Linked DNA regions of Homo sapiens: region 2 is linked to region 1. Evidence: read pairs that join two places in POLR2A ChIA-PET (ENCODE). Cell type or tissue: GM12878. All regions are shown on one strand. Links, peaks and the distances in the headings refer to the core of each region. The heading gives the core; the rest is flanking DNA.

Region 1 (12,367 bases), core at 2,796-10,795:
CTGGGATTACAGGCGTGAGCCACTGCCAACCAGCCTGACAAATTCTCCTTTTTTTTTTTTTTTTTTTGAGGCAGAATCTTGCTCTGTCACCAGGCTGGTGTGCAGTGTTGCCATCTCAGCTCACCACAACCTCCACCTCCCAGGTTCAAGCGATTCTCCTGCCTCTCAAGTAGCTGGGATTACAGGCATGTGCCAACACACCCAGCTAATTTTTGTATTTTTAGTAGAGATGGGGTTTCACCATGTTAGCCAGTCTGGTCTTGAACTCCTGACCTCAGGCAATCTGCCCGCCTCGGCCTTCCAAAGTACTGGGATTACAGGCGTAAGCCACCGCGCCTGGCCCAAATTAACTTTTCTAAGATGCATTCTTGTCATCTAAAAATGAGGGGCTAAAAACCAAACCTCAGAATGAAGATGAAATAATACAGTATTTAAAACATTTACACAGTATCCAACATATCATCAATGCTCCGTAATATTACTTGTTGCTATGATTACTATTATCGCATCCATATATGTTATTAGCAGTATAGTATAATACTACACAGCAATTGGTATCCTATGCTATAATATAGTACTGCTACTATATTTATTATTACATCCTAGGTTGGAGAAGTTTAGACGAAAATGAACTCTATATAAATCTGACAGGAGGGAAGCCCAGGTCTTCAAATCCTGATGCAAGATGATTAAATTCTAAATGTGGGGGCTGCTATTTTCTCACATCGGCTCAGCCTTTTGACTCCACGTTCATCCTTGCCTCTGCTCCCTGCAATTTACCTGCTCCTTCCTCTTCAAGGAGTGTTTCCAGTACAAGAATGAGACATTCCTCTCCCTGATGGGTTTGTTGAATGAAAATGTTAAGGCCAACTCTGGGCATAGTACTTATGAGTTAGCCATGCTCCACAAGGAGCTGCTAAAAAAAAAAAAAAAGAAAAGTAAAGTAAACTCTTTTTTTTTTTTTTTTTTTTTGGTGAGATGGGGTCTTGCTGTGTTGTCCAGGCTGGAATGCAGGTGTATGAACTTGGCTCACTGCAACCTCCGCCTCCCAGGTTCAAGCAATTCTCCTTCTTCAGCCTCCTGAGTAGCTGGGATTACAGGCACCACCTGCCTTGGCCTCCCAGAGTGCTGGGATTTTAGGCGTGAGCCACTGTGCCAGGCCATAGCCACTTTAGCCACAATGCCTTCCCAGAGAGCATGTCATAGATCAATACATTATAAAAAGTTGATTATGTTTTCACATAGAAACAATTTTGTTGTTTGAAATTGGCCCTGGATAAAGAATTCTAAAGCAAATGTATTATACATTAATCGTGGGTGTTGTTAAATGTGTTGAACAACAACTATAGCACAGTCACCGGTCCTTAGAATACAATTGAGCATTAAATGTCAGCTGGACAGAAGAAAAACATGTCAATGTATAAACACATATAACAACTCAGAATCTGAAAATTATACTTTGAGCTCTGTAAAATTAGCATTATTTATATAAAGTTCCCCCAAATATACATAAATGAAAGAAAACTACCACTCAACTATATCATATATATGCAAATTATAGCAAACATTTAATTCATAATAACCTGTTTACCCTTAAGCTCCCGGAGGGCTGGTTCCTTTAGAAACTCTGTCTAAGGCAGAAATGTTGCCATGATTTTGCAGTTACTTCTCACAGATTTCCTTGGAATCAGTTAAGGCATTTAAAATCATTCTACTTACTGAGGAGGTATGTGAAAATGTCCTATTCATTCTGATGGACTCTCAGAAGGCTAGATGTGTATCTGGGAAGGAGGAAAATAAAACGTAATAGCCAGGTTGTTTATTTAATCCTTCAAAATTTTTATTTAGCATCCATTGTGTATCAGACTTGCTTGGTAAAGGGAATAAAATGATGAGTCAGATAATACCCTACAAATTATCTCCCGATACTGGCAATGAAAAAAAAATTTTGTAAATGGTAATAATGGCCAGGTGCAGTGGTGCATGCTTGTAATCCTAGCACTTTGGGAGGCTGAGGTGGGCAGATTGCTTGAGCCCAGGAAGTTCGAGACCACCCTGGGCAACATGGCGAAACCCCATCTCTACAAAAAATACAAAAAAAATTATCTGGGCATGGTGGAGCATGCCTGTAGTCCCAGCTACGCAGGAGGCTAAGGTGGGAGGATTTCTTGAACCCAGGAGGTTGTGGCTGCAGTGAGCCATGACAGCACCACTGCACTCCAGCCTGGGCAACAGAGCAAGACTCTGTCTCAAAAAATAAATAGTAATAATAATAATAATACCTTGCAGTTGTCTTTCATAGCACTTGTCACTGTTTAATGATATATTATTTAATTTACTTCTATATTCTCCACTACACTATATACTCCCAGAGGGCTAGGACAGTGTCAATTTCCCACAGTGTCTATTAACAACTAGTACATGCATGGAATATTACAGGTGCACAATAAAAGAAATTTAAATAAATTTACTTATTCATTAAGAATGATACAGTTCATCAGAATGTTAAGCTAATAAAAGAGAAGATTAATAATAATACAGTCCTTGCCTTCATGGAGCTTATAGTCTAATGCAAAGATCACTAAAACAAGCGATAACAATGAAATGCTAAGAGAGGGAGTACAAGCTGCTATGGGAGGAAGTGGCAGGAACTAATGTGAGCCAGGGAGGGACTTCTAACTCAAGGCCCACTGGGTACATCCCTCCATGGGCAGTGATTGAGCTAAGAGCTGAAGAGTGAGTAGGGATCAGTGGTATGAAGATGGTAGAGAAAAATATACCAAGGAGGGGAACCAGATGTGCAAAGGCCCCAAGGCAAAGAAAGCTGGGAATTAGAGGGGGAGAAAGAAAGCCGGCGTGACCAAGGCCACGGCAGCGGGAGGTCAGTAGCCAGACCTCTGCCAAAGACCTGGGAGGCCATAGCAATGTTTCCTCTTTATCCCAATAGCAATGGAAATTATTTCCAGGGTCTAAGCCTGTAGAGAATGATCATATTTGTGATGTGGAGGACAGATTGTAGCCATCAACCGTGGATTCAGAGAGAGCAGCTAGGAGTCGTTTTAGAGCAGGTTTCCTAGTTGCAGAGCCTAAAACAGGCATTTGTATGAGTGATTTATCAAGGCAATGCAATCAGGAGAAACTTGTATGTATGTGGATGAAAGAAACAGGACAGGAAGAGGGAAAAGTTAGACATAGATGTGGTTTCATGTCAAGTCTAGCTTCCACCTGATGCTTCATTTTCTCTTGGCTGCTTCGTAGAACATCATGCAAAGGGCCATTCATTGTGGTTTTGCTTTTATAGATCAGAATTATGTCTAATGATGCTGATAAGCAGAGAGGCCTTTAAGAACTCAAAGCCTTTCGTTTCAGTTTAAAAATGGAGAGGAGCTTCTGAACCCCAAATTTTATATATGAGATGCTTGCCCAAGAGTGAGCCCTAATGGAATGGAGGACACATGGGTTCCATGCTGGCTTCTCATCCCCGGCCTGCCAGTACTTGACTGTGTGACCTCAAGCAAGTTATTTCATCTTGCATACTTCTATTTTCCCACTTTGAAAATGGACCAAACTCCCCAAAGGGGACTCTTACCTCTGATATAATTTTGAATTGAAATTAAAAAATGAAATTGTAGTCACTGGATTATCTCAAGCACATTCTCAGAGATCCGGCTGTAGGAAGCCAGTGTTTGTATTGCTCAACAAAATGGTGTTTGCCATTTCCACAAAACATGCAGGAGAGTGGGTGAAGCTGACAAGGAAGATGGCCCCACTAGAGTGAGGATTAAACACTTCCCCTCAACAGCTGCATTGCCAGGTAATGTGGAATAAGTCAGAATCCCCGCTACCCAGGTCCTCTCCTCGCCTCTGCAGGAGAACAAACCAATTAAGCCAGGAGGCTGAGGACACACCTGACCCAGTCTTCATTTTTCCTGCAACAAAGTCCCTGGTATTTGCAGCAAAATAGACAACAGGAATTCCATCAGGAGCAGAGCAATGGGTTGCTTAACAACATGTCTTTGACCTTAGGAGCCTTTTATTTTATTTTGAGGCGGGGTCTCACTTGCCCAGGCTGGAGTGCAGTGGCGTGATCATGGTTTACCGCAGCCTTGACCTCCCTGGGCTCAAGTGATCTTCCCACCTCAGTCTCCCTGGTAGCTGGGACTACAGATGTGTGCCACCATGCCCAGCTAATTTTTTGTGTGTTTTTTGTAGATATGGGGGTCTCCCTATGTTGCCCAGGCTGGTCTCGAACTCCTGGGCTCAAGTGGTCCGTCCGCCTCGGCCTCCTGGGATCCTTTTCTAGGCCACTTTCTGTCACACATTGCGAGCACTTCCAGAGCATTTCCAAGTCACATTCATGATTCATGTCTCTGCAGACAAAGTTCATGAAGAAATTGATCATGTGATTGGATGCAATCAAAGCTGCTCCGTGAAGGACAAGACGAAGCTGGGCCAGCCTGCATGAGATACAATGATAAATCACTCTCCTTCCTTCTACTCTGCCCAGTGCTGTGGCCCAGGGCCTATTCAGACAGTGCACCATCCCTAAGGTGAGATGAGCCTGGGAAATCTGACTGAGATAGAAGGGGTGCTGGGGTCCGTTGCTGGGGCCTCTGAGAAGTTTCTCAGTTCTGTTGCTGCAAGAGAGGCAGTTAGAGTCACAGAAAGAACATAAGGCCAGAGCAACGTGCCTGGGTTTGAAATCTGTCGCAGTCATGCAGTGCACTTTCAGGCCATTCTGTCACCTCTGGGGCCGTGTCTCTGTCTTCCTAGAATGGAGGAGGCTGACTTGGGGCTTCCAAGGCCCCTTCCCACTCTCATCTCAAATGTATGAAGGGAGGCCTGATTTCCATTCATAAGAATCTCATAGGAACGGAAATCTGATTTTTCATGGTGCATTAAAAAAGGGGGCAAGAGATGGAAATGGTACCTGCAGCTCTAGGGTAATCAAGGCAACTCTCACCTCCTTTAATCTTAATACTCTCCTCTCAGGATCACTTGTACTCCGACATTTGGGATATTGCTGCCTCTGACAGTTAACATTTGTAAAGCACATAGAATTTACCAAAATGTTTACATGCACACTGGGGATGTAGTCAGTCTTACATAGTGATTAAGGGTTTGGGCTTTACATTTAAACAGTTCCAAAGCATAGAGGAGGAAGAAAAGATGCCAAACCTGACCAAAATACTGCAAACAGAAACAGCCGCCAGTCTCACTTACAAATATCAATGCAAAAGTCTATTGATGCATAGGTCTGGCATCATATTAAAAATGCTATACCACTGGCTGGGCACGGTGGCTCACGCCTGTAATCCCAGCACTTTGGGAAGCCGAGGCAGGTGGATCACCTAAGGTCAGGTATTCGAGACCGGCCTGGCCAACATGGTGAAACCCCTCCTCTACTAAAAATACAAAAATTAGCAGGACATGGTGGCACATGCCTATAATCTCAGCTAGTTGGAAGGCTGAGGCAGGAGAATCGCTTGAACCCGGGAGGCGGCAGTTGCTGTGAGCCAAGATCCTGGGCGACAGAGCAAGACTCCGTTTCAAAAAAAAAAGAAAAAACTACACCACTAACACAGGAATCAGGAACATAGCAGTGGTGCAATACCAGGAAATCCATCTTAAGAAAACTGACCATATAAATACAATTTTGTATAAATACAATTTATACAAAATTACATAAATACAGATTATGCAAAATTGTACAAATACAATTTTGACATTACATGATAATCTCATTTGTACAGAAAATGCTTTTAAGAATATTTGACATCCATTCTTGATTTTTCTAACCCTTAGTAAAATAGAAATAGATGAATTTCTCTTAAGTCAATGAAAACACATCTCCCAAATTGTGCTTTTTGGTGAAAGACTGGAAACATTCTCATTAATATTGAGAATAAGATGAGGCTGGCTTACACCTGTAATCCCAGCACTTCGGGAGGCGGTGGCAGGCGGATCACCTAAGGTCAGGAGTTTTAGACAGCCTGGCCAACATGGCGAAACCCTGTCTCCACTAAAAATCCCAAAAAAAAAAAAAAAAAAAAAAAATTTAGCCGGGCTTGGTGGCCCGCGCCTATAGTCCCAGCTACTCAGGAGACTGAGGTAGGAGGATCGCTTGAGCCCAGGAGGTGAAGGTTGCAGTGAGCCAAGATGGCACCACTTGCACTCCAGCCTGGGCGACAGAGTGAAACCCCGTGTCGTAAAAAAATAAAATAAAATAAATAAATAAATAAATAAATAAATAAATAAATAAATAACAAGGCTATTTACCATTACAGTATAGTTCAACTGGAATCAGAAAAAAGTAACAAGAAATAAAACATTTAAAAGATGGAAGCAAAAACTTTAGTTGCTATCATCGTGCCTGAAAAACCCAAGAAAATTGACTCCTATAGTCAGTAGGAACAAATCCCCAAATCAACAGATATCGTGCAAGGGCGGGTGACCTCATCGCCCCGACGGCAGCCGGGCCGGGGCTGGGGGTTGGCGGGGGGTGCGGGGCGGCCCCGGTGCAGGCAAAAGTTCAGGGGCCGAGGCGCGGCCGTGCAGCTGTCGTCCGAACCCGGCCGGGTCCGGGGCGCCCGCCGCAGGCGGTGAAACGCAAGATTCAGGCCCTGCCGCAGCAGGCGGACAAGGCGAAGACTGCGCGCAGGGCCTGCAGCGGCAGCTGGACTGGGGGCGCGAGCGGGGGGCGCGAGCGAGCGGCGCGAGAAAGCTGAAGGCGATGTGGCTGTCCTCGACTGACGCATCCAGCTCTTTTTTTTTTTTTTTTTCTTTTTTTATTATTATTATTATACTTTAAGTTTTAGGGTACATGTGCATCCAGCTCTTTAAGGAGGAGTTGGACGGGGCTCGGGAACGACTGGTCACGGCCCTGCAGAAGCTAGAGGAGGGGGGAAAAGGCTGCAGATGAGCGTGAGAGAGAATGAAGGTGATAGAAAACCGGGCTATGAGGGATGAGGAGAAGATGGATTCGGGAGATGCAGCTCAAAGAGGCCAAGCACACTGCGGCCGGAGGCTGACCGCAAATAAGAGGAGGTAGCTCGGAAACTGGCCATCACAGAGGGCGAACTGGCCAGAGCAGAGGAGCGTGCAGAGGTGTCTGAACTAAAATGTGGTGACCTGGCAGAAGAACTCAAGAATGTCACTAACAATCTGAAACCGCCGGAGGCTGCATTGGAAAGTATTCTGACAAGGAGGACAAATACGAAGAAAAAATTAAACTTCTGTCTGACAACTGAAGGAGGCTGAGATCCGTGCTGAATTTGTAGAGATAATGGTTGCAAAACTGGAAAAGACAACTGATGACCTGGAAGAGAAATTTGCCCAGGCCAAAGAAGAGAGCGCGGGCTTATATCAGACACTGGATCAGGCACTAAATGAACTTGACTGTATATAACCAAAACGGAAGAGCCTTGTTCCAGCAGAAACTCCGGAGCTCCGAGTGTCTTTCTCTTCTCTTGTAAGAAGTTTCTTTTGTTATTGCCATCTTTGTTTTGCTGGAAATGTCAAGCAAATTATGAATACATGACCACATATTTTGTATCAGAAGCTTTGAGCACCAGTTAAATCTCATTTCTTCCTTTTTTTAAAAATGGCACCAGCTTTTTCAGCTCTATTTTTTCCTTTGCGTTGCATTTATTCCTAAGGTAGGCAGGGTATTTCCTAGTAAACGCAGTCTCTTAGGACAGAGGGCGGACAGTCACAGTGGCTCACACCTGTATACCCAGCACTTTAGGGGACTGAAGTGGGTGGATCACTTGAGGTCAGGAGTTCGAGACCAGCCTGGCCAACATGGTGAAACCTCGTCTTTACTAAAAATACAATAATTAGCCGAGCGTGGTGGCACACGCCTGTAATCCCAGCTACTCGGGAGGCTGAAGCAGGAGAATTGCTTGAACCCGGGAGGCGGAGGTTGCAGTGAGCGGAGATTGCACCATTGCACTGCAGCCTGGGCGACAAGAGAACAGGCAACCCCACACTTTGGAGAACACAGACTCCAATATCTAGTAATGGATCTATTTAAAACGCTGAAGAACATAACCATTTGGGTCAACCATTGGTCAGACGACAGGAGAGACCAGGGACCATCACATGGGTGGGGATTTTCCATCCAGAGGCAAAAAAAACAAAAACAAAACAAAACAAAAATGGTGGGTGGGGGTTTGCTGTTGTGGGAAGTCATAAACCACAGATAGATTAACCTAAGCATCCTGGCTCTTCTCCACACTCCACCATGCAGAACAAACATCCTCTCAAGCAGTCAGCATGAGAATGCTTCATAATTACCCACATATTTTCTGGATAGATGCTTGATGTGATGTTCTTCTGCATATTTCTTTCATTCTAAAGTTGTTCTCTGGCCAGGCACAGTGGCTCACGCCTGTAATCCCAACACTTTGGGAGGCCAAGGCAGGTGGATCACCTGAAGTCAGGAATTTGAGACCAGCCTGGCAAAACGGCAAAACCCCGCCTCCACTAAAAATACAAATGCTGGGCATGGTGACACATGCCTGTAGTCCCAGCTACTAGGGAGGCTAAGGTGGGAGAATTGCTTGAATCTGGGAGGTGGAGGTTGCAGTGAGCTGAGATGGCACCACTGTACTCCAGCCTGGGTGACAGAGTGAGACACTCCATCACAAGAAAAAACAAAATCAAAAGTTGTTCTCTGAGGAGCAAGTGTCTCATTCCAATAATGACCCATCCACTCAGCAGGAATATGGTGGAGTTCAGTCCAATTCAAGTCAGCCATATTCAAAAGACTACAAGGCATTAATAAATTGAGCAAAAGAGCTTTGTTCTATTAGCAGAAAGGGCCTCTCTGGCAGCAGAGATTAAAAACTGGCCCAACTTCATTTCCATACTTCAGGAATAGCAAATTGAAGTTTCACTTATGTAGAACTTGAATTCCTTCTTTAGGACCAAGTTGATAAAAGACCAAGAAACTCCTGATTAAACTGGATAATGGAGGATTTTGAAGACGGGGCTGCACATTTTGGCTTCTTTTTACTTTGTTTTCTCAGTTAACATCTCAGAGCTGAAACATTTCACATTCCCCAGCAGCGTGTGGGGGCCAACTCAAGTTTTCAATTCTGACTAAAAATCACCCTGCTTCTGGCTTATCTGAATCCCCTATCCACCCCACCCCACCACCCTACTCCTATTTATTCAGCATCACACTATCCAGGAAATACACTAGCAAATTGTGCTATTGAATAAAATCCATACTTTTCTTAAGATTCTTACAACTGTATCATATGTAATAGTATCACTTTTTCTACATTTTGGTCAAATAAATTTTTACATAAACTAAAAAAAAAAGTGCAAGGGAAACAAAGTTAAAATTTGAGTAAAAGTAATTCAAGGTGATTTTCAAACATAAAAATATACTAACAAAATAAAATATGTTAAAATAAAAGTTGTAAAAGAACATGTTTTTATTTGTCATAATTTGTTGGTAGGATGTTAAAAAAAAAACCCATATTCTTGCCAATATTGTAAATTGATATAACCTCTAGGGAAGGCAATGTGGCAATATTTATCAAAATTCAAAACACATACAACGTGAAGAGTAGTTTCACTACTAGTGTTACTGACCATGGATTCTTGGGCTCTCAATGCAATAGAAATTGACATGAAGTTGAAAGAGCTTTCCCAAACAAGGCCTCATTGGAACTTATGCCCAGACATAAGGAAAGCAGCATGAGTGAGAGAATTCCCTGACTGACTTCCAGAAAAGAGCCGTAGGGCTTTTTTATTAGGCAAAGCGCAGGAATTGACATCAGTGATAGGGTATGGAGGCTGGGCTGGGCAAGGCATGTGAGGGGCAGGAGACACAGGTCAGCGTGATCTGGTTGCTATGTTTATCTTGAGTAAGGGCCACCTGGTGGTCTGGTCGGAGGCAACAAGGCTGTAAATCAGTCGTTCAGCATTCCTTTCTGAGGACAACCTTGGTTATTTCCTAAGGCCACTTCCTGGAATTCTTTAAGGAAAAACACAGGGGATTGGCCGGGCGTGGTGGCTCACGCCTGTAATCCCAGCACTTTGGGAGGCAGGCGGATCACCTGAGGCCAGGAGTTAGAGACCAGCCTGACCAACATGGAGAAACCGCGTCTCTACTAAAAATAAAACATTAGCTGGGTGTGATGGCACACGCCTGTAGTCCCAGCTGCTGGGGAAGCTGAGGCAGGAGAATCGCTTGAACCTGGGAGGCAGAGGTTGTGGTGAGCCAAGATCGCACCATTGCACTCCAGCCTGGGCAACAAGAGCGAAACTCTGTCTCAAAAAACAAAACAAAACCCAGAAAACGTGATGGCATCAGTGAGGTAGTGGAGTAGGTTTTGTGATCAGTGGGGATGCATGAAAGAATGCTCTAGTGTGGCGGGCTGAAGCCAAAAGAAGCCAAGCCCTGTTCCTACTCTCTCACTAGTTTAGCAGTTTATCCTTCATGTATGTTTTCCCCAAAGAATATTTATTACAGCAATATTTTTGACATTTGCTTTTTTTTTTCTTTTTTTTTTTTTGAGACGGAGTTTCGCTCTTTCACCCAGGCTGGAGTGCAATGGTGCGATCTCAGCTCACTGCAACCTCCGCCTCCTGGGTTCAAGCAATTCTCGTGCCTCAGCCTCCTGGGTAGCTGGGATTATAGGCGTGTGCCACCACGCCCAGCTAATTTTTGTATTTTTAGTAGAGATGGGATTTCACCATTGTTGGCCAGGCTGGTCTTGAACTCCTGACCTCAGGTGATCTACCCACCTCAGCCTCCCAAAGTACTGAGATTACAGACATAAGCCACCACGTCCGGCCTAACATTTTTGATGTTTGAAGACTGGACTATCCTTGAATGTCTATTTAAAAAGGACTGCAAACATTCTGATATTTCTATAACATGAAATACTAAGCAAGCTACAGAACACTATAGGATGCTACCATTTATGTGAAAACAATGGCGGCTGTATATGTGTGTGTGTGTGTGTGTGTGTGTTTAATCCATAAGATATCTCCCATGGGATATAAACTGGTAACTGTGACTACATCAAGAAGGAAACCAGGTGTCAAGTATACTGTATAGGAAAGGGATGTCAAGTATACTGTATAGGAAAGGGAGAAAGACTTATTTTCTTGTTTTTGGGTTTTTTTTTTTTTGAGACTGAATTTCTCTCTTGTTGCCCAGGCTGGATTGCAGTGGCAGGATCTTGTTGCCCGGGCTGGAGTGCAGTGGCAGGATCTCGGCTCACTGCAACTTCCGCTTCCCAGGTTCAAGCAATTCTCTGCCTCAGCCTCCTGAGTAGCTGGGATTACAGGTGCCTGCCACCACGACCAGCTAATTCTTGTATTTTTAGTAGAGATGGGGTTTCACCATATTGGCCAGGCTGGTCTCGAACTCCTGACCTCAGGTGATTCACTGGCCTTGGCCTTCCAAAATGCTGGGATTACAGGCGTGAGCCACAGCACCCAGCTAGAAGACTTATTTTCACTTTTTACCCTTGTGTACATATTTTGGTATTGTATACGATGTGCAGATATTACCAACTCTAATAATTGTACAGATAATGTTTAAGGAAATACAAAATGAAGTTGAAATGGAAAAAGGAACTTTTCACTTAAACAGGAGTGCTTTATAATCAGATAGAACTTGGTTTGAATTCTAACTATGCCATGTGACAAAAGCATAATTTCAAGCAAGGTATTTTCTCCTTTCTGAGCCTTGGTTTTTCTCATTTATATAATGTGAAGAACAACAAAAGCAGCTACTGGATATAGTTTATGTGAGAATGAAATGAGATTTATAAACAACTAGGCAGTGTGATATGGTTTGGCTTCATGTCGCCACCCAAATCTCACCTTGAATTGTAATCCCCATAATCCCCACTTGTCAAGGGTGAGACCAGGTGGAGGTAATTGGATCATGGGGGTGGTTTCTCCCATGCTGTTCTCGTGATAGTGAGTGAGTCTCACGAGAGCTGATGGTTTTATAAGCACCTGGCATTTCCTGCTTGCACTTGCTCCCCTGCTGCCCTGTGGAGGAGGTGTTTGCTTCTCTTTTGCCTTCTGCTATGATTGTAAGTTTTCTGAGGCCTCCCCAGCAATACAGAACTGTGAGTCAATTTAACCTCTTTCCTTTATAAATTACCCAGTCTTGGGTATTTCTTCATAGCACTGTGAGAACAGACTAATACAGAGTGTCAGGCAAATGTAAAGCATCCAATATTATTTGGTCATTTAAGCCTCACAAAGATTGTATGAGGCAAGGAGGAAAGCTGGCTGCTGTTGTCATAATTATCATGGTTGTTACCCTACCCCAATTTACAAGCGAGGAAAGTAGAGTTTGATTCAATAGCATCAAGGTTCCAGATCT
Region 2 (12,367 bases), core at 1,877-9,876, 65 kb before region 1:
GTACTACAGGTGAGCGGCATGTGCAGTCAGTTAGGGCTCTAGAGCAGATTAAAAGGGTACTCCAGAGTGGAGTCTGGGAAGTTGTTCCCTCTGCAACGTTCGGGGGCGCATGTCCCATCTCTAGGGAGAGCACGGGGGTCGAAGCGGGCTTTTGCGGAGCACCCTCCAGATGTTGGACAGTTTTAGTGCTATGTTCGTTTTGTTGCAGAGATTAAGTCTCCCTACGGTTATTCCTATACACAGCAAACTCAATTATTTGTAGAAAAATGAAGAAGGAAGAAAGGAAGTAGTCACTCTACCTCTAACTGAAGAGATGGATAAATTATAGTTCGTTCAACTGTACAGGCTTTAGTTTGCCGCTGTAGATGCTGTATGTTTATGGTTGTTTCTTAGACTTTTTCATTTAAAAGCTTCCAGTGTCTGGTTACGTCTTGTAACACCATGATGACTGTGATGGTGCTTATGTCCCTGGACCTCCAGGGACATAAGCACAACACTGATGGGCCATGCTCCTCCCTCCTTACTGTTGCTGTTCAAGTTGGGGACAGGAGTGGTGTGGGAGCTGTTGCTCTCTTGTTGAGCTCGCTTAGCTTTTCCTTCAGCCTAATTACCACAAGTTCCTTTTGATACAGACTAGTAAGAGAGGCCAGTTTGTGGAGAAATTGGGATAATGGTGTATTCAAAAAGAGCGTCAACTTTTTGCTTGTTTCCACTATCCCTCAAAACTGATATTTCTACTTTCAAATCCATCCTGAATCCTAGAAAAAGAGCAATTTTAATGGTATATCTTAGCAGATGGAGCTCTACATAAGAAATTACAGATTAGTCCAGATTTCCTTCCAGTTTAAAAGCATTGTCTTTCTGACAGTAAAACCAGAGAAAGGACATTTCAAGGAATGACTCAAAGAATTAGTAATGAACCTCAAACAGTTCATCTTTCCTTGTTATTATGACCTTGCAAATGTGTTTATATTTTCAAGACCGGTAGCTAAGTTCTATGAATTTACAAGGTGCAAAATAGGACTTTGTTTTCTTTGCTCCCCAAATGCCTCCTTTTTATAATTTCCAGGGCTTGCTTTCATAGTTTTCACATTCCAGGATTTGGTTAACAAGCCCTTATGCTATTTATTTGTATAGTCTTGTCACCCTTCATCTTTTCATGCTAATTTTTTGTTTTTATATAGAAATTTTATGTTCCCAGTATTTTAATTACCTTGTAGATAGATCGAAAGAATTATAAGCCTCAGAAATTTTCTCTTTACTTCAAAGTTTGCATTGTCTTTTTTTCAACCTGGTGATTAAATGTATTATATATTTTGATTTGGCTCTTGTTATGTACTATTAATGTACCTCTACTGAAAGCCATTAGAATTTTTTAAACAAATATTTCTCAGAAGGTTAAAGACCGAGGAGAATCCTTTGAACCTTAGAGCAGTGCTGGAGACCCAGAGGTACGGTTGGTTGAGCTTATGAAACAAGGTGTAACATTGGCAGTTTAATTTGATCTTTTTCCCTTTTTAGGTGTGGAGGTATTTTAAGCAGTTGTTCATTATGAGCAATTCATATTAGTGAGGCTTTAGTAGGTCAGCAGCATGAGCAAGAGTGAGTATTTATTATAGCATTTTAGATTTGGAAAGATAATTTTTCTTTTTATAATTTTGTCAAATTGAAACATCTTTTTGCAGGGGAGGAGCTTTACTAACTAGCCCCAGTGGACCAGGCTATCATATCATGTTGCCTTTCATTACTACGTTCAGATCTGTGCAGGTGAGTGATTCCTAGGGGAAGCCTCCATACCAGATAGACAGGCATGACAGGAGTTACCACACTTGTGGGTGGAGATAGATTTCCTTATTGCTTAAGCAGATGGTGGTATTTACTTAAATGCAGAAGTTAACGTTCAGAGTACAGTTGTTACAACACAAGTTATGATGTTAAACCACCTCACTTACTTGAAATGAATTAAAGGTATGAACCAGGAAGCTTGGAAGGACTGACTTCTACCATCTATATCGTGGTATATAGCAAATTTTCTGTTGCTGCTGTCACAATAAAAGTAAGAATTAGAAACACAACTAGACATACAAACCAGTGATTATGTGGTTTAGAACAGTGTTTAGTTTCCATAGAGGCAGGCTCCTGGGCTACTGTTAACATGGAGGATCAAAATTTTTATACACAGCCTTTCTGCCTCATGTTTTTTTGCCTGGTATATTAAGCACAATTTTATGTGGAACCTTAGTGAATGTTATATTTTGATGGCATCCCGGGATATTTGAAATAAGTGTCTAATCCTCGAAAAGTGTCTTGGCCATGGGAGACAATAAAATAAGTATCTTTCAATGTAACAAGATGACAAAACCAGGATTAGGCTGTGACCACTTTCGCAAGCCCAGTGTGATCATAAATCTTTGGATTCAGAAGTTTGTCTGCCATCTGCTGCTAATTTTTCAGGACTCAGGAAAATTCTGTGTTATTTAATCTTGTAATCTTATGTCTAGGCTTCCTGCTAAGTGAGAGTTTAATTATAAATTCTTAAATCCCCTAGGTTTTCTTCCTGTCCCCTTTTAGATGGCTTAGGGAAAGAATTGTGTCTACTGAAGTGAAATGTATTCTTCCCCTAATCAGACTGATTTCCATATGTTGTTCCATATTTATTTTACCCATTCTTTCCTTAGTTCATGCCATCACTTCTTTATCTGCCATCTCACTCTCCATTCCTTTTCTCCTGTCTAAATCTTGCCAGGCTTTTAAAGGCTCATCCCAGATTCTTCCTCTTCTGATCTATAGCTCTTAAAGTCTATATTGTAAATTTTGGCCCTTTGTCTTATTTTCTTTAATATTGTTGTCTTGCATTGTTTGCTAAGTTTTTTTATGTGTTTTCTTTCCAGAAAGGCTCCAGTTTTCTTAAAGGCAGGAGTTGTAACACATTTATATTTCTGGCTTTCTATTTATGGTGGAAGTTGTTAAATTGAGCTGATTTCTCAGGAAGCAATGTGGTGTAATGAACATGGGGACCCAGCGTTACCGCCAGTTGGTGGCATGACTTTGGAAAAATTGCTTAACTGTCATAGACTTCAGTTAGTCTTCTGTGAAAGGAGGAATTTTAATTACATAACCTCATCAACAGCCGAAACAATCTATAATAATGTTAGCAATGGCAGCATTAGACCCTTAAAAATCAAGACTCTAAGGCCCGGCGCAGTGGCTCATGCCTGTAATCCGAGCACTTTGGGAGGCTGAAGCAGGTGGATCACTTGAGCCTAGGAGTTTGAGACCAGCCTGGGCAACATGGGGAAACTCCGTCTCTTAAAAAAAAAAAAAAAAAAAAATCAAGGCTCTAACAAATAGATCTTGTTCAAAACCAGGTAGATCTGTCTCTGCCTTCATGCTTAGTATGTTAAGTCATACTGATGCAAAAATATAAATAAAGGAGATATAGATAATAGTAAACAGATTTTGGAGTTTAATTGTGTATATATATAACAAATATAGTGTGTGTATATATTTAATAATAAACTATCATAAGAGATGTAAATGAAATTAGTACAGAGACTTCAGTGTAAACTAAAATACTTCGCATCTACAAAAAAGTTTTACATGGGCTAGAGCCAGCCAGTGTGACTAAATAGGAATGTTCTTTATGTGTAAAACGGTAACATTCTAGGAAATAATTATATTAATAAAACCATATTTAAAAAGTGTTCTTGGCCGGGCGTGGCGGCTCACGCCTGTAATCCCAGCACTTTGGGAGGCCGAGGCAGGCAGATCACTTGAGGTCAGGAGTTCAAGACCAGCCTGGCCAACCTGGTCAAACGCTGTGTCTACAAAAATACAAAAATTAGCTGGGCGTGGTTGTGCGTGCCTGTAATCCCAGCTATTTGGGAGGCTGAGGCAGGAGAATCGCTTGAACCTGGGAGACCGAGGTTGCAGTGAGCCGAGATCGTACCCTTGCACTCCAGCCTGGGCAACAGAGGAAGACTCCGTCTCAAAAAAAAAAAAAAAAAAAGAGTGTTCTTAAGAGAGTAAGACATAAATTTATTTTTAGGAATTTTTGGAACATATTAGAAGACATAGTCCAGATAAACAAATGGTTTAACAAACTTGGCAATTGAAAGGAATGTATATAAATGTGAAATTCCATATATGATGTAAAAAGAAAAAGCAATGGAGAAATTATATGAAAACCTTCAGCCTTCATAAAGTAACCATAGATTCACTTTTTAAATAAATTTTCTGTCATACTGGGAAAGTAATTTTTAAGAGGACATAAAAGAAATATAAAAGTACATAAAGATAGGGTGTTAAATGGAAGATTTAACATTTGAACCCTTTCCTAGTTCTTCTGAGTTTGAAAATTGGCTAGAGAATATCCTTTTGGTTTAAATAGGAACGTGTATTTAAAGTTGGTGTGGAATATGGAAACTGAATTAATGTTATAAAGGAAATAAATATAATTTGTCTCTTCATCAATCCCCTTAACCTAGAACTGCCACCAATGTTTACTGTCATTCTAATGTCTCAACCTAAGAGTTATTTTTTATTCTTTCCCCTCCTGGAATTTTATATCAACCAAGTATCAGATACCTCCTCTATTATGTCTGGATTGACAGCTTTCATGGCCTTTACTGAATTAATCTAAATAAATTAATTATTTAGCCTCCCAGCTGGTTTTCTTACCTCCCTATAAGATGGAGAATGAGAACTACATCACATGTGAGAAAAGGAATTAAGTAAACATATTTTTGAATGGTTCGTTTTGTGACTGTATATAAGGTGAACTAGAGAGATCCCAAACTCCCCAGCCAGCATTCAGGGCCCTCTGTCTAGTATTACCATGGTCTCTTGTCAGAATTTCATCTTTCATCCAAATTGTCCCTTCTGCTCCAGGCAAGCCTATCTACTTTCGTTCGCCTATACACATGTTGTCTTCAACTGTGTGTATTTCAGTAGGATATTTATTGAGCTTAAGATGTTCCTCTGCCTCATCTGTTCTTATTTCTCCCACTCTAGACCTGGCTTATAAATCCTTCACCTCAGAGAGCTTTTCAAACTACTATTTTTTTCACTTTCTGTAATTTACCACTTAACAGTTCAGTTTATAATTTGTGTTTTTGGTTTTGTTTTGTTTTGTTTTGTACCTGTTGATGGATTGATTGCATTGTAACATTTTGTCTCCTGTGCTGGATTGTGAACTCTTTGGAAACAGGGACTGTGATTCCTTTTTCCTTTGCTTTGTGCTTGATAAGATGCAGTATGTCTAGAATGTACTCATTAGGTGCTGACCTATTTGAGGCCTTAGAGTACAGCAGGAAGTCATTCATTCTGGATCTGAACAAAGGTGTGACAAGGGCAAAGCAATTAAGTACCAGATTGTTGGTTCACCAGGAGGAAGCAGTACTGGTGGTAGCACTTCTATTAAAAAGGAAACTGAATAGGACATGTGAGAGATCACTAGGTATTAAACTAAAATGTTGACCACAGCTTTAGAGAAGAAAGGTTGCTGTTGGATTCAAGGGCAGCTTTGAGTCTTAGAGTACTTGTATGCATAAAATCTCTTTTATCTTCAACATAAATAGTAATATTAGCAGTGGAATCAAAGTTCAGAGTGCAAGTTGTAGCCAGAGTATCTATGTGAGCAAGCTGTGTTGTTTACAACCCCTGGCCAGCTCCAGGCAGGTAAGGGACTCTGGAAGAGTTTTCTACTTATTAGCAGACTGAACATTGAACCTTTCCCAGTGAATCTTAATTCAAACATTCGCTGTAGGCCAGGCACAGTGGCTCACGCCTGTAATCCCAGCACTTTGGGAGGCCAAGGTGGGTGGATCACTTGAGGCCAGGAGTTCAAGACCAGCCTGGCCAACATGGTGAAACCTCATCTTTACTAAAAATACAAAAATTAGCTGAGCGTAGTGGTGCATACCTGTAATCCCAGCTACTTGGGAGGCTGGGGCACAAGAACCGCCTGAACCCAGGAGGCAGAGGTTGCAGTGAGCCAAGATTGCACCACTGCATTCCAGCCTGGGTGACAAAGCAAGACTCTGTCTCCAAAAAAAAAAAAAAATTGCTGTAAAATATTTTCTGTCTCAAGTCTTTCATTTCTACTAGAATACAAAAAGAAATGACTGTTCTGAGAGCTAATCTTTGGGAACTGAAATTGTGATGGATCTCTGCTGTACTTACTGTCAGCAGCTTTCCAGAGATTTGCCTCTGGTACCAGTAGTTTTTTGACAATGTGTGTCTTGAGTGTTGATGAGATATCTTTTCCTCCCTAGACAACACTACAAACTGATGAAGTTAAAAATGTGCCTTGTGGAACAAGGTAAGCTTTCTCTTTGCCTACGAGCCTCCCTTTAGCTCAGACAGAGTTTCTGTTCCTACAGCTATGATCACTTAGACATATCTCAAATAGGCATGATAGTTAACCCAAGGGGACTTCTGATCTGAGCATTGTTTGAGCAAAGGCCTATCTCCAAATAGGAGCTTTTCCATCTTAAGAACCATTATTGTTCTTATGGTATTATTGGAAAAAACTGGAGTTTTAGAGCAAGTAGACCTAACTGTGTATTAGCACTGCTGCATCTGCTTTATTGACTATTTTTTAAAGACTTTATTTTTTACAGCAGTTTTAGGTTCATAGTGAAATTGACCAAAAAGTACAGACAGTTTTTATATACCTCTTTCCCCAACACATTCCTTTATTGACACTTTAAAGCTTAGTTTCCTCCTTTATAAAGGCAGTAAAATCTACCTTGCAGAGTTGTTGTAAGGATTAGAATTACTGTATATGAAGTGCCTAACCAGAACTTGGCCCAGAATAGGTGCTTAATAAAACATAGTTTAAAATTAATCATCCCACCGTCTTCTCATCTGTAGTGTTAAATGCCATCTAATTTAGAGTTTCTGATTCAATAGGTCTGGGGTGAGGCCCGAGAATTTGCATTTCTAACAAAAGTTCCTGGGTGATGCTGATACTGCTGGTCTGAAGACCTCACTTTGAGAATTGCTGTCCTAAAGAGGTTTAGGGAAAGAAAGGCAAGCAGGGCCCAAATTATTTCTAGGGTATAATCACTGCATTGAATTGTATCAAAAGAAGAATGTGAAGTTCAAGGTATTTTTTAAATTACTTATTTTAAATGACTATTACAAGTGTAAAAAAGACATTGACATCTATAGAGGGACAGAAATGCTATGAAAAAGGAAGCGAACTCTTTCTGTGTTTTAAGTGAATATTAGTATGTTTCATTATCAGCTTCTCCCCAGGTCTATCTATAACTGTGTTTTATGGATTGCCTTTAGTAGTTCACACTTTTTTTCTTTGTTTTTAGTGGTGGGGTCATGATCTATATTGACCGAATAGAAGTGGTTAATATGTTGGCTCCTTATGCAGGTATGTTACCCATCTACCTGTGGTTTTTATAGTTATAGCCAGAGGATTTATAGCTGAGAGATTCTTTGAGGAATAGAAGGGTACTTTGAAAGTTTTATGACTTCATTGATCACTGATTAATAAATTTCTGGGGAATAGAGGCAAAAATAGGTCAGAAGTTCTGGACAGAGTTGACTTTCTGCAACTGTATGAGTTACTCTTCTCTGAGCTTAGTGTTTCTAAGAGCAAAATGGTCATTGGTTATTTCTAGAATAGGAAAGTAGTATTTTATCCAGTCAGGATGAGAGATAATTTCCTTGGGTGTTAGAAATCTGTAACTGATCAATTCCTTGGCCCACACTGATTTGCCATCAAAGAGAAGTATTTTCTAGTTGAGATTTGCTATAATTTGCAAAGCAGTCTGAAAGCCTTCAACGTGGGGAAAGCATTTTCTTGATAAAAGATGAAAACCTACAGGTATGGGGTGGGTAGGTACTGTTGTAATCAAAAACTTAATTAGAAGCCCTGAAGAAAGATATACCGTCTTATATGCATGCTTGTTAATAAAACTGGCATGTCTAGTATGTACAGAATATTGTGTTTGGCAAGAATAATTTGAAAAGATGAAATTACAGCCTTTGCCTTCAGGGGTTTTAATTTTACTTGAGAAGACATAATACAGAGCTAAAAAAGGATATATTGGGATGTAAGGTCATAATAAATTTCACATAACCGGTACAGGCACAAATAGTGAAAAGATTTCAGAGTAGAGAGCAGGCGTATTACTGTCAAGGGCATTTGGATTATATTTTTCAGAGAGTAAGCATTTTCCTTGTCTTTTTTTCCTCTCCTTTCCTTGATTACAAATCACTGGAATGGATTATGATTGAAAAAGGGAAGGGACTGATGATTCTTTAACCAGAGATTAAATAGGAAACTATTTAGATATAATTCATTTGGGAAATGATCAAGCAAATGATTTAGTCATTAAGTATTTATTAATGGCCTGTCCATTAATTTTTTTTCTTTTTTGAGATGGAGTCTTGTTCTGTCACCCAGGCTGGAGTGCAGTGGCATGATCTCAGCTCAGTGCAACCTCTGCCTTTTGGGTTCATGCAATTCTCCTGCCTCAGCCTCCCTAGTAGCTGGGACTACAGGTGTATGCCTCCACACCAGGCTAATTTTTGTATTTTTAGTAGAGACAGTGTTTCACCATGTTGGCCAGGCTGGTCTTGAACTCCTGACTCAAATGATCCACCCACCTCAGCCTCCCAAAGTGCTGGGATTACAGGCATGAGCCACCGCGCCCAGTCGGATTTGAAATCCAGTTGCATCTAATATCCCACATGGGAAGGCCAGTGGAGCAAATTCTTGGATCTGAAGACAGAAGTAGAAAGCAGCATGTTTTTGTAGATAAAGAACAGGTTCTGACGTGGTCTAGTATGTACCTTTTGGGCATTTCTAAAATTCTCTGTTTCTTAGTTTCCTAATATGCAAATTTAGGAGAATTCAGTGCTAATTTATGTAAATTACCTGATATAAAGCCCAGCTCAGTTAATGTTTTAACAACTTTAAAAAATTGCCTTTTTAAAAACGGTCTTTTGCAACTGCTTTCTTCTTTTATTTCTACTGTTCCTCAGTTTGCCTAGTCTCTCTTTACCTCTTAGCTAAACTTTTGCAGTAATTGCCTTATGCTTTCCCTGCCTCTGATCTTTATGCTTCTCAGTTCATCTTCACACTGCTGGCCAAAGCGTAAATCTGACTGTCATGCCCTTGCTTGAAACCTTTGATAGTTCCTTATTACCTCCAAAATAATGGATACTTTAGTGTGGACTTTAAAGTTAGCCCCTGTTTGATGGGCTAACCAGCAGGTGTTTGGCATTAGTATTACAAATGCAAGGGTATTTGGAAAATTGAGCACAAGCAACACATCAAGATTTGTTAGTTGTGGTTTTTGGTTTCACTATTTTGTTGGCACTTTTCCTCATGTGTAATATATCACCCTGACTTTTACCCTGGCTGAATTTGAAGGTACCTGTGTCATTGTTGGGTAAAACAAACATGGGTTGTACCTCTCCTTCAGTGTTTGATATCGTGAGGAACTATACTGCAGATTATGACAAGACCTTAATCTTCAATAAAATCCACCATGAGCTGAACCAGTTCTGCAGTGCCCACACACTTCAGGAAGTTTACATTGAATTGTTTGGTAAGTGTCTTAATTCTTATGTATGTAAATAGCCAATTGGAAATCTTTGTTCAGCTTACTTATTGAGGTTATATTGGTAAACCTTAGTGCTATTTAAGCATTTCTTCTGAATTTATCATAGAGCAATTGTCTTTAAAATATTTTTTATCTTAAGTTTAAAATTTTTTATATAACTTGTTAGAGATTGGAAAAACTACTCAGACTGTATTCTGTTTTTACTGTAATAACTTAGTGAAAATTAGCTTTGTTGATGTTTTAATAGATAATTTGAAAAATTTAGAAACCTGTGTCTTGAGGCTCCCATTTTTGATGATTTGGTAGGAGACTGACAGGACTCAGCACATAGTTGTGTTCACAGCTAAGATTTATTACAGCCAAAGGGTACAAAGCAAAATCAGCGAGAGGCAAAGGCACACCAGCAAAATGCAGAGGAAAGCAGGTGCAGGCTTCCAAGAGTCAAACATGTGCCTAATTCCCACAGCAACAAGCTGTGACAACACATGTGAAATGTTGTCTACTAGGGAAGCTCATTGGAGACTCATTGCCCAGGGTTTTCACTGGGGGCTGATTATGTAGGCACCCTCTGCCTACCACATAAAAATTCCAGACTCCTGGAAGGAATGCAGGTGTTTGGCATAAGCCACATTGTATAAACAGTTCACAGCAAGTCAATTGTATTAGCTCTGGGGATAGTGGGACCCTTCTACAAATCCAAGTTCCTAGGTGCCAACCAAGGACGAGTTTACAAAAGGCCTTTCTAAGGATTGCAGTATCAGCCCTGCTTTCTTAACTCACTTCTGTACAACTTACTTTTCATTTATGATAGTGGAAGTTCTGACCAGGGAATGAGTTGTTGCTGTTGGTAGCTCACTTTTCCCTCCTGAAATTTTTAGTGAATTTCTAAGATGAAGGAATAAGCAAGAGTAATCAATTTAAAATCTACCAATTGAGTCCTCTTTGGTGATTGTCAACCACTGAAGTGGCATGTGAGGAAACTGATGGGTCCTGCTTTGTCTCACCACCAGTCATTTAAATAGCGAAAGTACCATTGAGGTGAATAGAAAGTGCATAGTTACAAGCCCAAGTGTTCATGCTGTGTATATTTCAAATACTTTTCTATGAGCTTCTCTCTCTGTCTCTCTCTCTCTCTCTCTTTAAATCCAAAATAACAGTGAGGCTGAGATCCATGGAAATGAAGTTTAGTTATTTGGGAATTTGAGTAAAGATTTACTGAACATAGAAATTTGTTTTTCTTTGAGAATGAGGATACATATTGAGTAAGAGCCCTGAATTAAGATACTAGAGATCCAGATTCTCCATTTATTAGATCAACATATTTTACCCAGTAGTTGTTTATCCAGTAAATAAGTCTAATAAGTTACCCAGTAAAAAAGCTTATCCATAGTTAAGTAATACATTTAGTGGGTAAACTTATTGGATAAACAGACTATCTGCTTGTCATCTTCGTTCCTTAATTTCTTTATTAGATAATTCCTTGCAATTTTTTTCCCACACAAAAGGGAAGAAAAGGCAGTTTAAGCTCTGTAAAAGAATAGTACTGTGGAAACTTTAGGTCTAATAATGATTAGTTTTGTTTCATTATGAATACAATGTAAAAAAAATTGACTATCATGAGATCTGTTGTTCTTGGCTTAAAAAACAGATCAAATAGATGAAAACCTGAAGCAAGCTCTGCAGAAAGACTTAAACCTCATGGCCCCAGGTCTCACTATACAGGTAAGTTCTTTTCCTAGGGAAGTTCTCTGGGGATTTTGAGAGCTTTGAGTTTGTTCCTCCTTTCATTGGATTGTTTTATTCAGCAATTATTTGAGATGCTATGGTGATTTATAGAATACCTTTCTCAATTTGACTTTAGATCTCTGCCAAAATAAAATACTCTTGTAGCTTACTATGGGTGACATTTGTGAACTCCTAGAGGGAACTGATAAGCTGAGGCTCTTACAAGGAAGTAAAATTCATATTTCTGCCATGTATGAAGCATTAAGATACAGTAATGGTTATAAATCAGTGTAAGCATAATCCCTGCCCTCAGTAAGATTATGAAAAGGGAGTTCAAGTGTAAAATTTGAACAATCCTGGACAAAATAGTTATCACAAAGTATTAATTGACAGATGAATCTATTGAATGATTATTGCTGTAAGAGTAAGAGAACATTGGAAGACAGTGTGTCTAGGAGAGGGCTGTGATTGAGTTGAGATTTTAAGTAGGTTTGGAAAAATTAATTGGATTTAAATGGGGGAAGAATGAGAAAGGTATTTCAAGTGGGAGGGACAGCCCTAGTAAAAACAAGGTAGCAGGTGAATTTAGTGGTAGTGGTGATGGTGACGTTGGGAAATAGAATGGTGAGAGGTTTTACCCCTGCTTTTTTTTGGGTCACTGTGTTTTCCAGATTGTGGGTTGTAAAATCAACTTTAGTGAGTCATGAACAGCATTTTAAATAAAATGGAATAGAATAGGAAAAGAAATGGTATGTAATAAGTTTAAATATTCTGTGACACTTGTGTTTCACAGTGTGGCGGGGTAGGTGTTTATATTGGACGTCAGTGCAAAATGTGTTTCTTACTGTGTCCACTGTCAGTAACATTCGAAAGCCACTGCTCTGGATCCAGATGACCTAAGAAGTTATATTGAGGCTTCTCTAGTGTCCTTTCTCAGGAGCTCTAGGAGACCAGTTGATTGTTGATTGTTGTGATGAACATTACTGCAACTAAAGCTTATCACATGTCTCTCAATTCTTTACACTCAGCACCACTGCTACTGAGAGTGT

The links. Peaks named below come from ENCODE experiments on the same cell type or tissue, not always from the same donor. Only the 100,000 strongest peaks of a DNase experiment are listed, where the experiment ranks them.
Region 2: POLR2A ChIA-PET joins it to region 1 with 7 read pairs; 6 of 35 experiments call an interaction of 5 or more read pairs at or near these places.

What each region holds. Positions count from the first base shown.
Region 1 is chr10:100,109,453-100,121,819 of GRCh38, reverse strand. It overlaps the pseudogene CYP2C23P and the pseudogene TPM4P1. Among named protein-coding and RNA genes, the nearest start is that of CPN1, 34 kb to the right of the region's middle. In GM12878, for the core only: no CTCF peak of the experiment used is centred there; no DNase peak of the experiment used is centred there.
Region 2 is chr10:100,173,156-100,185,522 of GRCh38, reverse strand. It overlaps ERLIN1 (ER lipid raft associated 1), which reads left to right. Exons shown (of 11, transcript NM_006459.4): 1 at 1-9; 2 at 1,686-1,767; 3 at 6,276-6,322; 4 at 7,329-7,390; 5 at 9,453-9,578; 6 at 11,242-11,315. Among named protein-coding and RNA genes, the nearest start is that of ERLIN1, 6.7 kb to the left of the region's middle. RefSeq lists an enhancer at 10,298-10,367. In GM12878, for the core only: no CTCF peak of the experiment used is centred there; a DNase peak (open chromatin) is centred at 5,352.